Linked DNA regions of Homo sapiens: region 2 is linked to region 1. Evidence: chromatin contacts called from ENCODE Hi-C or POLR2A ChIA-PET data. All regions are on one chromosome and are shown on one strand. The core of a region is the stretch at or near the end of the contact, and the rest is flanking DNA. Distances in the headings are between cores, read along the strand shown.

Evidence for each region. Hi-C counts contacts between places; a loop is a spot of excess contacts on that map. ChIA-PET counts read pairs that join two places held with the same protein, here RNA polymerase II (POLR2A). Pooled maps may share reads with other maps.
Region 2: a map with no recorded cell type shows a loop between it and region 1 (6-fold over the local background). The contact joins two enhancer-like sites. A Hi-C loop is called at or near these places in 4 of 168 maps with a recorded cell type or tissue (endothelial cell of hepatic sinusoid, gastrocnemius medialis, heart left ventricle and 1 more), 2 of 37 single-sample maps with no recorded cell type and 11 of 50 pooled maps. POLR2A ChIA-PET finds 5 or more read pairs at or near these places in 2 of 52 experiments (K562 and Panc1).

Annotation. Positions count from the first base shown.
Region 1 is chr7:44,235,146-44,242,645 of GRCh38, reverse strand. CAMK2B (calcium/calmodulin dependent protein kinase II beta) reads left to right here. Exons shown (of 24, transcript NM_001220.5): 9 at 1-86; 10 at 306-428; 11 at 863-946; 12 at 1,897-1,939; 13 at 2,983-3,057. Among named protein-coding and RNA genes, the nearest start is that of YKT6, 38 kb to the right of the region's middle. RefSeq lists enhancers at 1,220-1,319, 1,340-1,409, 1,570-1,769, 6,037-6,920. Within about 2 kb of position 1,250, at least 2 of the 41 ENCODE cell types and tissues checked have a DNase peak (open chromatin) inside an H3K27ac peak, as active enhancers do.
Region 2 is chr7:44,273,877-44,281,376 of GRCh38, reverse strand. All of the region lies in intron 2 of CAMK2B (calcium/calmodulin dependent protein kinase II beta), which reads left to right. Among named protein-coding and RNA genes, the nearest start is that of CAMK2B, 48 kb to the left of the region's middle. Within about 2 kb of position 3,321, at least 3 of the 41 ENCODE cell types and tissues checked have a DNase peak (open chromatin) inside an H3K27ac peak, as active enhancers do.

The DNA of each region.
Region 1 (7,500 bases), core at 1-2,500:
TGTACATCCTGCTCGTGGGCTACCCACCCTTCTGGGACGAGGACCAGCACAAGCTGTACCAGCAGATCAAGGCTGGTGCCTATGACGTGAGTGCACCAGCCCCTCTCTGATGAGCTCCCTTCCTCCAGGTGTGGCCGGGTGAGGGCAGCGTGGGAAGAGGCTAGGAGTGGGGTGAAGCCACCTGTGGCCAGGTCCTGGGTCCTGCTCTCCCAGATTCGTGGCTGGAGATGAAGCCCCTTGGAGAATTCTTGCCCCTGCCTGAGAGGGAGCTTCAGGCCCGGCCGGGGCGCTGTTTCCTTCTGCAGTTCCCGTCCCCTGAGTGGGACACCGTCACTCCTGAAGCCAAAAACCTCATCAACCAGATGCTGACCATCAACCCTGCCAAGCGCATCACAGCCCATGAGGCCCTGAAGCACCCGTGGGTCTGCGTGAGTCGCCCTTGGTGCCCATGGTGGGGAGGGGGCTCCTGGTGGAGATGGCCTCAGACCACTCCCCTGGCAAGGACCCCAAGAGGGTCCTGTTCCTGACATCCAAGAGCTCCCTTGGGTCCCCTGGGTGCTCCTTGTGGCCTCTGGCTTGGGACATACCAGCACGTTTGTGAGGCCTGGGGCTTGGAAGGCATTAGAGGGTAGAGGTGATCCCTTCCTCCCAACTGCAGTCCTGTCTGTGAGGGGCAGAGTGGACGAGGCAAGGGAGAGACGAGTCTTGAAGTCCCAGGCGGGTGGGGACAGACAACCCTTGCCGCAATGGTGGCCGGTGGCTCTTGGCAAGTGGGGACCCCAGGGTGCCACAAGCCTTGCCACCCTGGCCTCTCCCCTGTGCCTCGGGCTCGGCTGCCATATGACCACCCATTTCCCCACAGCAACGCTCCACGGTAGCATCCATGATGCACAGACAGGAGACTGTGGAGTGTCTGAAAAAGTTCAATGCCAGGAGAAAGCTCAAGGTGAGGCCCTGGCCCCTAGTCCCAGGCACGGCCATGCTTCTCTGTGTCCCTCTGGGCTGGAGCAGGGGGGCCTTGGGGGGTCTGGGCAGACCTAGGGGTTACTGCTGCCCCCAAGACTGACTGTTAGCAAGTCCCAGACTGGATGCATCAGGTGAACTCAGGCCAGCTTGGGAATGAGTCCAGAGGGGCCCTGGGCCAGGTGTGGCTCCTCCTAGTTGTCTGTGCCACCTCCTAGCAGCCCTTGGAGGAGCTGTCCTGAAGCGCTCGCTGTGGGCTCCTCACCCGGGCTCTGCAGGCAGCACTCACCCTCTGGCAGTCACACTGTTTAGTACAAGCAAGTCCGAAGCTTCCGGCTCAGACAGGTTTGGTAAGGAGAGCAGAGCCACACACACTGGTCTTGGGTGGGCTGGGGGAGTTCTGGGAGGGAGGTGGGTCCCAGTAGGGTATCCAACCTGCCTGCTTTGGTCAGGGCTGGCTCCGGTGACCGCACACTGGCAGTCCCTCTACTTGTGGGTTCCGGGATGGGGACTTGTTGCCTGACTGCCCTCTGCTGGTCTCTGAGCAGTTCTCCCCGGAAGCCCCAGGACTGTTGCCCTGTCTGAGCCTGTCAGGAAAAGAAGGGGCTGTCAGGGAGCTGGACCCCAGAGGAGCTGCCGTGGTGACCAGCTGTTCTGGTGACCCCTGAGGCTTGAGGGGTCTTGAAGCAGCTAGAAGCTGTAGTTGGTCAACAGGTTTAGGCCCAGGGTGTGTGTAGTTCTGGAAATAGGTGATCTGTCTCAGTGCGGCTGCTGGCTTCCTGGAGCTCTTGCCTCTCTGGAAGGCTGAGGTCATGTCAGCCTCATGACAATGAGGCTGAGCATCTGGGCAGGAGGACAGGGGTCTTATCCTGGCCAGAAGCCAGCAGGGAACACTGATGGGATAGCCCCGGTTTTATCTGTGTCTCTCCCCAGGGAGCCATCCTCACCACCATGCTGGCCACACGGAATTTCTCAGGTGAGCCTTTCTTCTCCAGGGAGACAGGCGCTGCCCCCTCCCTGCTGGCCCACGCAGGAGAGCGCCTCCTTCCTCACCAGCCTCTCCACTCCTCCTCTGCGGCAGGCCTGCCCTCGGCGTCTGCCCTCAGCTCTGAGACCCACTGCCCACCTGGCCCCGCTGGGCTCCCACCTTGGGTGATACCACAGGGTCCAGCCCCCCGAGGCCATCACCTTCGTGCTGGGTCTGTGTCCCTCCACCCCCTGAACACGAGCGTCTGTGCTGCCCCACTGGGGCTCACAGCATCGTGTGTGTCTGTCCAGGCGTTTGTCGGGCATCTATGTGGCCTCCTTGTCATTTTGAGTGCTCTGAACATTGTGTTTTGTGCGGGAGGTGGGCAGAAGGGATGCGGGGTGATGCGGGAGGCTCGGGGGCCTCCTTCCAAGTTCTGGATGAGCTGCAGCCTCCTGTCCCGGCTGCTCAGGGTGGGTGGTTGGGAAGCAAGTTCTCTTGGCAGGGGGGTGGGGTCTGTTATAGACCCCTGAGGCCCAGGGCGCTGGCAGACCCATCGGGCATGATGTTAGCCCCGGAGTGGAGCCGGCAGCCCAGGTCTGGACAAGCTGTACCTGTGGCTTCTCCGTCGTCCGACACTCCGTGTGCGAGCGTCTGTGATCCGTCTCTCTCGTTGTCCGTTTGCATCTGGTGCCCCCCACCCGCCATCCTGTTACTTTTGCTGTGATGCTGTAATGCCGGGAACGCGTGCACACGGTCACACCAACACTAATAGGACTGTCCTGTCTGCTGTGTGCTCACCACACCCTTTGGGCATGAGAAGCCCCCACTGGGGTTTTCTAAGGAGAAAGGAGGCAAATGCTTTTCCGTGTCAATCAGTCCAATCTTGTTTTCACTCTCTTGAGCAAAGGATTCTGGAACCATCTGTCACCTAAACTTTAACTCTAATCTTCTTCTGCTTCCTTTGTCTCTTTTCTTCCCTTACCTCGCCCACCCCTCGTCTGTGTCCGCCCACCCCTCCCTTCCCCTCGTCTCTAACCCGGTGCTAACAGTGGGCAGACAGACCACCGCTCCGGCCACAATGTCCACCGCGGCCTCCGGCACCACCATGGGGCTGGTGGAACAAGGTAGATGTGTCTCGACCAGCGTCCCGCCCGCTCCCGCCCGTCCCTCCTGCCAGCATGCAGCCCCCTGCTGCACGCAGCCGCTGGCCGGGCTCCAGAGCCGCCCCAGAGGCCGCCAGGCCCCCGGGAGCCCCTGCTCCCGTGTGGTCACATCCCAGCAGAGCCCACCACAAGGGCAGGGAGGCAGCCCCCAAGGCTCCTCGCCTGTAAGAGGAGGGGCTGGGCTAGGTGGCCCCTGGGCTACACCAAGCCCTTCTGGTCCTGGCCCCCGAGGTCTGGGGGTCCGGAGACCCCCATTAAGAATGGCCTGGGCCCACAGGGAGCCACTGGGCCTGCTGCTGGGGGGTCTGAATCCTGAAAGGAGAGCCTTGAGGAGCAGAGCCAGAGAGGCAGAGGCCCTTGGGGCAGACACACACCCTGCCCCTCTGGGGCCGCATGGAGACGGTGGTCTGTGCTGCTGAGTCCTACACATGCATGTCTGCCCTGAGCATCCCCCCAGGACAAGCCGCTCTGGAGTGGGTGAGGGTTTTATGCACCCTGAGGAGACTTTCAAGGCTTCCTCTTGGGTTGTTTCTGCAAAGTCCTCCTCCCCTGGCCTCAAACCCTGTGAGGGAAAAGGCCGGCACTGGCCACCTGCTCCTCTGGGCTGTGCGGGGCCAGAGCCAGAGGCCCAAGTTGGCTTCTGCCCACCTGCTGGCTTGTGACCATGGGCAGACCCCATGAGGGCTAGGCGACCCCAAGACCTCCTTGCAGCTCCAGCCTGAGCTGAAGGCTGGTGAGAGCTTAGGGCAGGCCAAGCTGACAACGCCTGGCCACAGAACACAGAGGGCTACAGGGGTGACCCCAGATCCTCCCTGGGCTGAGCTGCTGAGTTCCCTGTCGGTGCCTCCAACGTGGGCTGGGGACCCGGCAGAGGTTCCAGGGTGCTGGAGACTGCCTTCCCCAGGCCTCCTCATGACCCACAGGGTGAGCAGCCTGGCCTTCCCAGCCAGAGAACCCTCCTTCTGGGGAGGCCCAGGGCGTCCTCGGGGAGGGCAGTCTATTCTCCTCCCATGAGCCCAGTGGACGTGTCTAGCAGGCAGCACCCCGGGAGAGCCCTCCCACGTCTTCTCCATTTGACAGGCCTTTCCAGAGCGCAGGCGGGAGGGGGCTGTGATTAGAAAAGAGTGAGGCTAGTGGCTTCTGGGGAGGCACTGCTGCCCAGGGGACAGTGCTGAGAGACAGCTGCCTCTACGCTGCCCTGTGCCCGGGGCTCCCGCTGCAATGCCCGCCTGTCTGCAAGTGAACGTGGGGCGACGGTGCATGAGGCCCTGCATGTGTGGCTCCACCCTGGGCGCCGAGAGCAGCTCTGTCCTGGAGGGTGGTCAGTGCATGTGGACAGAGCCCAGCATGGCTGTCCTGGGTGACCAGCTAAGGGGACAAGGCAGAGGCAGGGCTGAGAGGACCACCCATCCTGCTAGGTCAGCCCAGCTCAGCCATATCACACGGCAGTGAGCATGGAGCTCAGTTCTCTGCCAATGGCAGCTGAGTCTAGTACCATCCAGTCAGAGTCTGGTACCAGCCCATGTGGCATAGCCCCCTCGGCCCGCAGAGAGACCCCGTCTGTCGAGTGTGCTTCAGTTTGGCCTCTGTGGTCTCTCCTGCATTGATCAGGTGTAAGGGCATAGGAGACCCAGTGTCCGGCCAGCTGCAGGGTGGCAGCAGTTGCCCCGGCCTGGAGACCCGGGAATGGGCAGTGCCTTCCCAGGATGGAGGGCAGAGGGTCTCTCCTTGTCCCACAGAGGCCTGCAGAACCCCCAACCCAGGTGTCTGAGATGCCTGTGACTGCTCCGCCTACCCTGGGCTCCTGCGGCACCTAACGCATGCTTTGAACTTGAGACACAGAAAGGAAGTTCCCGTGCCCTTGAATGCTAGTGTAGATGGGCATCGACAGGACTCTGGCCACGGTGAATCTGGAGTTAGTCCCAGGCAGAGATGTGAAATGAGCAGCCCCCCAAAAAATGGTTGGCCGGGAGCCATGCACTCAGGAGGGCCGGGCCCATGCACCCCACACTGCGCCCAAGGCGTGCACAAGCGATTGTTTTAAAAGCGGGTTCACAAGGAAGGATGTTTGGGAACTGACTGAGACAACAGGGACGTCTGCTGCAGGGCTTCCCAGAGCTCTGATGGCAGCGTCGGCCTGAGTCCTTCGAGGAGGGCTGGTTTGTACGTGGCATTTGCTGCCCACTGGACTGTGAACTTCTGTCTTTTTATTTCCCACTGCTGCTGTGGTACATCTCCAGTAGCATAGTTTGGAAATGCAGGTTTTGATAGACTCAAGGATCTAAATAGAACCCTCTTAGTACCAAGGACTGTCCGGGGTCTCTGCCAGCCCCGCCGATGGGCCTAACTGTGGTGCCTCCTTTCCTGTGAGAATCTTCTGAGGACATGCCCGGGGAAAGAGCTCAGTTCTGCTGCTGCCTAGGGTGCCATGCTGGCCCCGGTTCCAATGCAGAGCCTGGCTGGAAGTACCGCTGGGTTGGCGGAGGCTACGTGCCTGACTGTCCCCTCGGGGGTGGGGTGGAACTAGCCTTCTGAAACCGCCTGCTTCAGTTGGCCACAGCTTTTTGAAATGTGTGTTTCTGGAAGGGACTGGGTCCCTTCCTTGCCTGTTCAGCTCCCCACGACAAATGTCCTCAAGGCGAGGCTGGATGCTTCCTTCCTCAGGCTCCTAGGAGGAGCCCGTCCCCCAGCTGTGTCGGGCAGCTGGTCACCAGCAAGGACAGGATCCCTCAGCTGCAGCCTCAGGCTGGCTGGCACTGGGCGGGTGTTTCTGGGATGAGTTGTGTGTACTGGAGATGGGAGGGGAGCTGAGAGGGTGGGATGCACAGACAGGAGAGGGGACTGTGGGGGTCCTGGAACCCTGAGTTCCAAGTCTTCAGGACTCTCCCTCCATAGCAAGTTACAGGGAAGCAGATTTGAGCCACAGGGAAGCAGATTTGAGCTGCAGCGAGGGGGAGGGTTTTCAGTCTGTGCTATAGGGAAGTGGGCAGTCGGCATTTCTGGTCCTGGGAACTCACTGGGCAGGGCTGCCTTGGGACATCAGGGAGGTGGCGCTGTGCTCAGCTTCACCAGGAGGGGCCTTAGGCCTGGGGACGGAGAGTGATGCCTGAGGCCCCTCTACTTCTCCATGGATCCTGGGAGGGACTCCTGGGCTGGATACAAAATTGTTGAGAGTTAAGAGATCTGTGAGGAAGGGGAGGCTGGGAATAGAAAGTGTGTGCCCACTGCACATGGGGTCCGCAGGGCCACGTGCAGCCACTGCGCAGGCACAACCCCAGTCCCCACAGAGCCCAGGAGGGGCCAGAGCCATGGAGGAGGCAGCACTGGGCATTTGGACAGGGAGGGGGTGGTCAGCAGGCAGCAGGCCCAGGCCTGTCTATGCCCTGCGGGGTGCAGCCTCCTGATCTCCACGGCAACCTGGAGCACCCAGCGTCAGAACCACCGGGAGGGCTTATGGAACAGATGTCCAGCCCTGCAGAAGTTCTGGCTCAGGAGGGCGGGGTGGGCCTGGGAATTTGCATTTCTGACTGTACAGGGCGATTCTGCTGCTGCTGCTGCTGCTGGGGTTGGGGGAGGATCCCATTTGAGAAGCGCTGCAGTCCTAGGTTGAAACGTGCCTGTCTGTCCCCACCCAGGCCTGCATGGGCAGCACGGGATCCCCAGGCAGGAGGACCCAATTTCATGGCCTGGCCAGCCAGGGTCCTGGAGCCAGGCGGTGGGGGAGGGATGGGGGATTGCTGTGCCACCTTCCTTCCCGGCTTGGCCCGGGGGCAAGCATCCTCACACTTCCCATGTCGTCATCCCCTTGGCTCCAGCCTGGCTGCCTCTCTAACCCTGCTGTACCGGCTGGCCGCATGGCCCTGGCTCTTTTTGGTGAGCGTGGTCCAGGACTGGTGACCTGTGAGTCCTGGGCCCGCAGTCTTGCGCCCCTGCCCGAACCAACACAAATCTTGTTTTCTCTCTCTCTCTTCCTTCCTCACTCCCTCCCCTTCTCACCTTTCCTTTTCTGTAAGGTAAGCTGACTTCCTCTTTTGGTTTTTTATTTATTTTTATTTTTTAGTTCTGTAATTAAAATCCTAACAGCCATGGAGGGTGTGGGCACCGGGGGCTGGGGCCAGGCCCCTCTGACCTCTGAGGGGGAATGCTGGGTGAGGCAGGGGCCCCGCTGCTGGGACCAAGTATCCTCAGGGGCTTGTGGGCAGAAAGGCCTGTGCTGGCCCCAGTCAGTGCACAGAAGCGGCCCCAAGGCCAGGGCTGCTGGGCAGCTCGGAATGAGGGCGAGCAGGGCTGCCCTTGGTGCCTGAGCCAAGGAGCCAATGGGACAGACCTCTGAGGCCTGGGTGCCAAGGTATGAGGTCTGAGAGCAGGGTGAGCGCCTGGGCTGGGACAAGGCCCTCTGAGTGG
Region 2 (7,500 bases), core at 2,072-4,571, 37 kb before region 1:
AAGTGTGGGCCACAGCCTGCTGTCCTCCTGGCCCCAGGGAGCAGCTCATATGTCCCGTGGCTGCCCCATCATGGATGAAGACCCACAAGTGTCTGGTGGCCCCGCTGGACCCTGAGTCCTGGCACTGCCCAGTGCAGCCTTTCTCTAGCAGGCTTGAAACTGAGACCTGAAGAGATGCCAGGCCCAGCTCAGGTCCCACGGCCACCCTGCGATGACAGCAGTCATGTTAAAGCCAGCGCCTCCCGCGTGGTTGCTGTGTGCACGGCTTGGTGAGCCCAGGAGGCTTCTGTGTTCCCTGACGTTCTGTGGCTGGCACTGGTGGAGGCACTAGAGTGAAATGTTCTGGGGGTGGGGGGAGTATCACCCAGCACAAAGGTGGGGTCCCTAAGCCAGGAAGAGCAGGAACCTCAAACACTTCATGTTGGAGCCTTCCAGGCACCCCCTTCCCCTCATCCCTCTCCTGGTTTTATGCTCATCCCTGCCTCGTTTCTCTGTTGTTTTGCCACATGGGCGTTTCACCTGCTTGTGTCTGAGCCTGAAAGTGGAGTTGCGCTGCCGCTGTGACCTGTCTTGTGCTCGGGTGATGTTCTGGGGTGTGTCTGTGGGATGGATCCCTTCCCACTGCTGTGTGATGTTCTGTTGAACGAAGGCTGCTACTTTTCTGGCTGTAGCTAATTCCTGATGACGTTGGCAGAGCCACTGAGACCCCACACTCAGGAGAAGCTCCGTGACATGTGTCAGTGAATTGAGTTTGGCAAAAATGTTGCTTGCTGGTCAACTTGGTGTTTTAAAAGCCTGTGCAAATTTATTAGCTTAGGAAACCAGAATCCATAGCTGGCTGTCTCCCTCCTGCTTTTCCATCTGTCCGTGAAGGTCAGCAGCCACCCCCACCCACCTCGGGCCCTTCCTTATCAGGGGCCTCCAAAGCCTTGTCCACCTAGACCCACAGCTCTGACATGCACTTCCCAGGGCCATACGTGTGAGGTAGCACCACCTCGTGCCCTGTGGCCTGGTGACATATGTGTGTAGTGTGGCCCCTCTCTCCACAGATTGAGACCCGTGGGGCCTTCCCTCCCTCCTGGATACCAGGCCCACACCTGTGGGCCCATGCAGGGCAGCACAGTGCTGCCAGCCTCTCCTTTGGGATCACTTTGTCTCTGCCTGCTTCTCCTCGGCCAGGGACCATGGGGCATGTCAGACCCAGGGCTTCCTGGCCCCTCTGCACATTCTGTCTCGTTCCTCAATTGTGCGAGACCTCGGGAGGAGGAGAGAGGAACCCCTTTAGACACACCCTAGACATAGACTCTCACTCATGTAACAGGTTTACACGGAGGACACAGAGATGAGCAGATACACCCTGAAACCAGCAGCTACGACGCTGTGTGCTGGGTGGGGCCTGGGAGAGGCAGTCCTGAGGCAGTCCTAAAAGTGGAGTTGCGCTGCCACTGACCTGTCTTGTGCTCGTTCACTCCAAAAGTTGTGTTGCATGGGCGTTGAGGGATGAGTAGGAGTTTGTTAGGGTCAAGCAGAAAACTACCCGAGTATGTTTTTGTGGAATTACATAGCTCCTCTAAATTAACCTCACAACCCCTATTTATATTCTCAAAGTGCTCTATGAGTCAGAAGGATTTAGGGTAGTGGGAATCTGAGTGAGAGGATGGCTGCGCCCTGGAGACCCTGCTGACCACACAAGCTGCAGAGCTGAGCTGCTTTGTGTTGCCCTGTGGCTCATCACAGGCCTTGCTCCCAGGTGCTTGTGCCTCTCAAGCTGTATGCCTAGCCTGTTTACTCATTCGATGCAAGCTGGGTAGGGTGGTGGGAGGAAGGGGTAGCCAGCCAGGGGGCTGCCTGGCATTCTCAGCAGCCAGCTCCCTGCTGTGACCTTCCCGCAGGATGCCTCTCTGGGCAGGGGCAGGGATACCCAGCCGTGTGTGGCTCCAGAGGGCAGGCCGACCCCTTTCTGCTTTGCCTCGAGTTGTACACAGGCCCTCCGCCCAGGGCTGCACAGCCTCACCCTGCCATTTTCTTGGGCATTTTTTTCCTATTTAACTTTTTATGGTGGAAAATTTCAAACACTCCCAAATACAGAGAAAATGATAGAACGAACCCAGCTTCAACAGTTATCAATTCTTAGCCAGTCTTGTTCCATCTGGGCCCCAGACCCTGGGATGTTTACCATTCAGTGCATAAATATCTCAGCATGCATCCCTAGCAGAAAAGGGTTCCAAAAACAGCCACAGGAGCTTTATCATTCTGAAAAATGGACAGTAATTCCTTGATACCATCTCATATGCAGCCTGTGTTTGTGTTTCTAATGATTCAGAGGTTTCCTCAGAATTGAACCTTTGGGTCACACGGCCCTGCACAATTGGGTTGTCTGCCCTTGGTGCTTGAGTCCTGCTCCTGGGTAGCATCCCTGAGGTGTGCAGTTCACACCCCGGGGGCCCCGCTGTAGCCACACAGCATAGATCACAGTGGAGCCTCAGAACTCTTGATGAGGGAGCTGGCCCTACCACCCCGGCTTTGAGGGAACCTCATCCCCTTGGAGTTGAAATCTGGGTCTCCAGAAAATGACCCAGACAGAGCTGGCCTTGCCCAGATGCTGTGGGTGTTGCTTTGGTGTCCCCTCTCCTGCCCCCAGCCTGCCTCTTGGGGTGGGCGGTGACAGCGCTGGACGGTCTGCTGAGACCGTAGAGGAAGGATGCTTGGCACTTCCTCCTGGCCCTCTTCTGCAGGCAGAATCCTGCACTCACCACCCATCTCAGTCTGGGTGCTCTGTCCTGTGGCCTCTGCTGCCCTGGGCTGCCTCCCCCATGCGGGGACCTGAGGTTCCCCAACCCTCCCAGGCCCTTTGGGCTTTCCTAGCTGAGGAGGAATGGGGGAGGTGAGGGATGGGGTCTTGGATGGAGCCCCAGAGCTTCACTGTGGGACACGCACCTCCAGGTGAATGTCCTGCTTCAACCCTGACTGCCCAGCTGTCTGACCGTGGCCAGGTTACTCAGTCATCCTAGACCTCAGTTTCCCCAGCTGTAAAGTATCTACCTCACAGGGATGTTGCAAAGCTCTGAGACCATCCCTCTCCACATCGCTGCCTCCCTTCCTGGCCAGACCCTCTGCGTCCTGCTGCGGAGGACCCCTCGTGAATACCCAGTAGCTTTCTGGTGTCGTCTGGCCCACCCAACCTGCAGGCCCCAGGGCCCCCTCCTCCATGAAGCTGTCCTGGATCGTCCCACGGGCAGCCTGCCACCCTGCCTGGAACTCCCCAGGCCCCATGGCAGGCGCCCCTGGCTGTTTCTCAACTGACCATGTGCTCCTTGAGGGCAGATGCAGCTGGTTCATCTGATGGCCTCCTGGCTCCCAGCCCAGAGCCTGTGAAAACGTGGGAGAGCATAACACCCTTCCTAACCAGGGGCTGGGCCCAGGCTCTGCCTGGGTGTCTGGCTCTCTCCTTCCCATCGTGGTGGGGCAGGGGCTTCCCCAAAATGGCCTTCCCCACTGCTATTCAGGGAGGTAGAGGATGGAGAGGGGACCCAGAGAGCAATGGCCTTCCCCCCTGCTATTCAGGGAGGTGGGGGATGGAGAGGGGACCCAGAGAGCAATGGCCTTCCCCCCTGCTATTCAGGGAGGTGGGGGATGGGGAGGGGACCCAGAGAGCAAGGGTTGGTGGGGGAGAAGGATTCTGGGCCCTTGGGCCTTGTGGGGGAGGCTCCAGCAGCCTCCCCGGCTGCATTTCACCCCTGATTTGGGTCTAGCGCCAGTGGAGGGGCCTCGCTCACTCCTTGAGAGTCACTAGGAGTGCTGTGTCCCCACACTCACTCATGTCCGGGCCCGAGCAGGGCGGCCTTGGTCCTTCAAGGCTCCTGGTGATGAGAAGCGGCTGGTAGCATGCAGCTCCAGGAAGGAGGATGCCACTCCAGAAACACTCAGGCCCCCACTTACCGAAATACTCGGCCACGCGGACACTGCAGAACTGCACCAGCTGGTGCCAAAGCTGTAACAGTTCGATTTTTTAATATTTAATACTTAATTAAATGGAGGATTGTGAGACATTCAAAGTTGGTGAATGTACTGAATAATGAGAGATTATTAAACTACTGTTAACAAAAGCAGTTAGAGGAAATTAATTGACGGGGGTAAAGAGATCATTAGGCACACAAGTCTTAAAACATGTCTTGTTGTTATCTACCCCCTACCCCAACCCCCCGCCCGCTTGCCCAGCCCCTGCTGCTCATTGTCCACAATGAACGGCTGTTCTTTTGGGGACAGTTTTGTTGTGCCTTGTTGGACGCCCTGTGTAGAGGGAAGCGTGCGTAGGAAGCAGTGCAGCGGGGTGACCCTGGTTAGCGGCCCATGCTGTGGAGAGCCTGGTGCAGGGTCCGTGCCCTGGAATGGCCCTTCAGCTCAGGGTGGAGCTCCTGGCATCATCGACGCTGTCTCATGTCCTCCCACCCTCTGAGCTGAGCGTGGGCTCCCCTTTCACATGGGGGGAAAGCTGAGTCCCGAAGAAGCTGAGAGGTGGACGGGGTCCCCTAGCTGGTGGTTAGCAGAGCCGGGATGTGGAGGACTCTAGATTTCACCCAGCTGAGGCAGGCCGAGGGTTCGGCCAGCGTGGGGCTCCCAGGTGGGGCTGACCTCACAAGTGGGGCTCACCTCCCAGGCCCGAGGCTCACCCCACAGAGAGATCAGTATCACCACTGTCCTCTTCCTGCCTGCAGGCCCATGCGCAGCTCACCCCAGCTCCCTTTCTGGGGCACCTGGTCTCCCCAGGGACCCTTCTGTCTTGGGGGGACACTCCCTGCCCAAAGGCATGATGGACAGGGACCATCTTGAGGTCTCTGATCATTGGGGCTGGGGCTGAGCCCGCACCCCAGGGAAGCCTGCACGCCCCCCCTTTCCCCAGCCAGAAGCCTGCCTGCCTGGGACCCCTTTGTGCAGTGGGTGGCGGGGGGGTGCTGCCTCCGGGGCTTTCCTACTGCAGCCGGTACTGCAGTTTTCTTGTGGCTCCCGCGCAATCCACAGCCAGAAAACGACCCCTGCTCAGGGGGATAATGAGTGCCTGGTCGGCAGAATCCGCGGAACTGGGTTAATAGAGGACAAGGCGCCGCATTGCAGGGACAGCTGAGCATGCGCCTGTGGCAGCAGCACCCCTCCCAGCCCAGGGACCCTCCCCTCCCAGCCTGGAGACCCGCCCCTTTCCCTCCTCCCCGGCTCAGGGGCCCTGCCCTCCTCTCTTCTCCCCTCCCCCTGCCCCTCTTTCCCCTCTGGCTTCTCTCCCCACCTCCTCCCTGCTGGGAGACCTCCTCTGCTTCCCTACCCTAACCTCCCTGGGTGGCTTCCAGCCTGAGGGAACAGCTTTAGAGCTTGGACCCCCACCGAACTCTTGGCCCACTCTGCCTTTAAGTTTGCTCTCTAGGGATTTGGAGGGTGGCCAGGAATTGGGGGAATCCCTGGGAAACGCCCCCTCCCCTGCCCCAGGGTCAGCCTTCAACAGGATGGGGATGGTCCCTGAATTGGGATTATGGGGAAGGGACCCTGCATCCAGGTACAGAAGGAGTTAGGGGAGCTGGGAGGCAGGCCTTCTGGGGGCTCAGTGGGGGCACCGCATGCCTGCCCCTCCCAGGGGGAGGGCCACCTAGGAGCAATGAAGGAACGAGGCTAGGCTGCTGGATTTAGCAGTTAAGTATGATTTACAATCAAAAGATGTAAAATAAGCACTGTGTGTCCCAAATTGCGTGGGACACACTTACTTAAACTAAAAATTATTTGTTGTGTATCTGAAATTGAGACAAACTTATACCGAAAACAAATTTTGTCCTTTGTCATTTAACTGGGCACCCTGTGTTTTATCTGGCAATGCTCAGCCAGACTGTTAAGAGACAGGACTTTGTCATTACTTTGGAAACTGAATTGGTTTAATCGAAGGCTTCTAGAAAGCGGCCCTGAAGAGGACCAGGAGAACAGGGAGCCGGGCTGCGCGGAGGGTGCTGGCCCTTGCTGGCCCCATCTGTCAGGTGGAGAAAGGGTGGGCAGCATCATGACCTCCTGCTCTCTGGTTCTGGGTGTGGCCCTGTGTAGACACCGAGTCCCAAAACCTGCCGGTCAGGGTCCAATGCCAGGTTCCTGAGCCTCCATGACCCCTGGGGAAGACAAATGCATCCTGAACTGGATGCAGGAGCAGGGCCCACCCTGTTGGCATTTGGAGGGGGTGAGGGAGGAACCCCTGAGCCAGGGAAGGGAGGGAGGGGAGGGGAGGAGTTGTCACGGAGGACCCCTTTGCGTCCTTCCGCATTTCCAGCCACTCATCTTGCAGGGTCAGGGGCTTGTCAGTGGCAGAAAAGGCTCCCGGCAGAGGGGAGACCTGGGAGCTGGGTTCTGGCCCCTAAAGACCATCGCCTCCCTGCCTCACTCCTCTTTTCTGTAAAATAGATGGAGGGTTGCCCTCCATGCTGCCTGGCTTTTCTAGCACTGACAGTTCCCACATCTGGTGGGATCCTTACTTCCAGGCTCTGCCGGTTCCAGGAGGTGAGTGAGGATTGGGGAGATGGCTGAACCCACAGCCTGTGGGCCCAAGGTTTGAAGACCTGGTTCTGCCAGTGTGGGCACAGCCCCCTCCCCTGGTCCTTCCTGCTCACCGCCCCTTGCTCCCTCCAGGCCACCCGCCAGCAGACTGTAGGCCCAGCAAGGGCAGGCCTCCTGCTTTGCACATAGTACCTCCTTAATAAACAGAGTTGAACAGGTGGGAGGAGAAGAGTGTTTTGAAGATTCCACTTAAGGACTGAGCTGGTTGGGGAGTGGTAGTGACCACCGATGGAAGGAGAAGGGGATTCGGAGTGCCCAGGTGCCCGGGACGACTTGGGCAGGAGCGGGGAAGCCCGAAAGGTGCGGGTTTGAGGCCTGGGTGGGAACCGAGCTTGGGAATGGCAGAGCTTTGGTCTCTGTTGTGCTGGTCTGGCTGCTGATGGGAAAGTCTGGAGAGCTGGAGATCCAGGGCAAAGCTCGAGGGGGAACAGCTGCAGGGAGCCCTGGAAGGTCCTGGGGGCCCTGGTTGTGTGTCTCCCCTGTGGGCAGCCACGGTCCTCTGTCCCCAGGGCCAGAAGCTGCAGTCCTGTGACAGGTCTGCACAGCGGCTCTGAGGTCACGATGTTTCCATTGTCTGCATGTCACCTGGGGGAGCCCCGACTCCAGCTCGGTGTGGAGTGATTAGCCTACAGAAGGTCATGGAGGGTTTATTGAGGTTATTGGGGGTTAGAAGAGCCCCGTGGGTGAATGTGAGGGCCTCAGCCTCTCCTGCTGGGGAGGGCGGATGTGTGCAGATGCTCTCATCCGGAGGTGGTAGGGGGCATTCTGGAAAGGGCCTGATAGCAGTGTGCGGGACTGCTGGCCACTTGCTTCTGTTGCACAGTCCTCTCTGTTCTTTCTCCTCAATACCTTAAAAAATGTGGCAGTGCTTGCCCCGGACTGTGCTCCCTGGCCTCGGGCTGTGCTCCCTGGCCTTGGGCC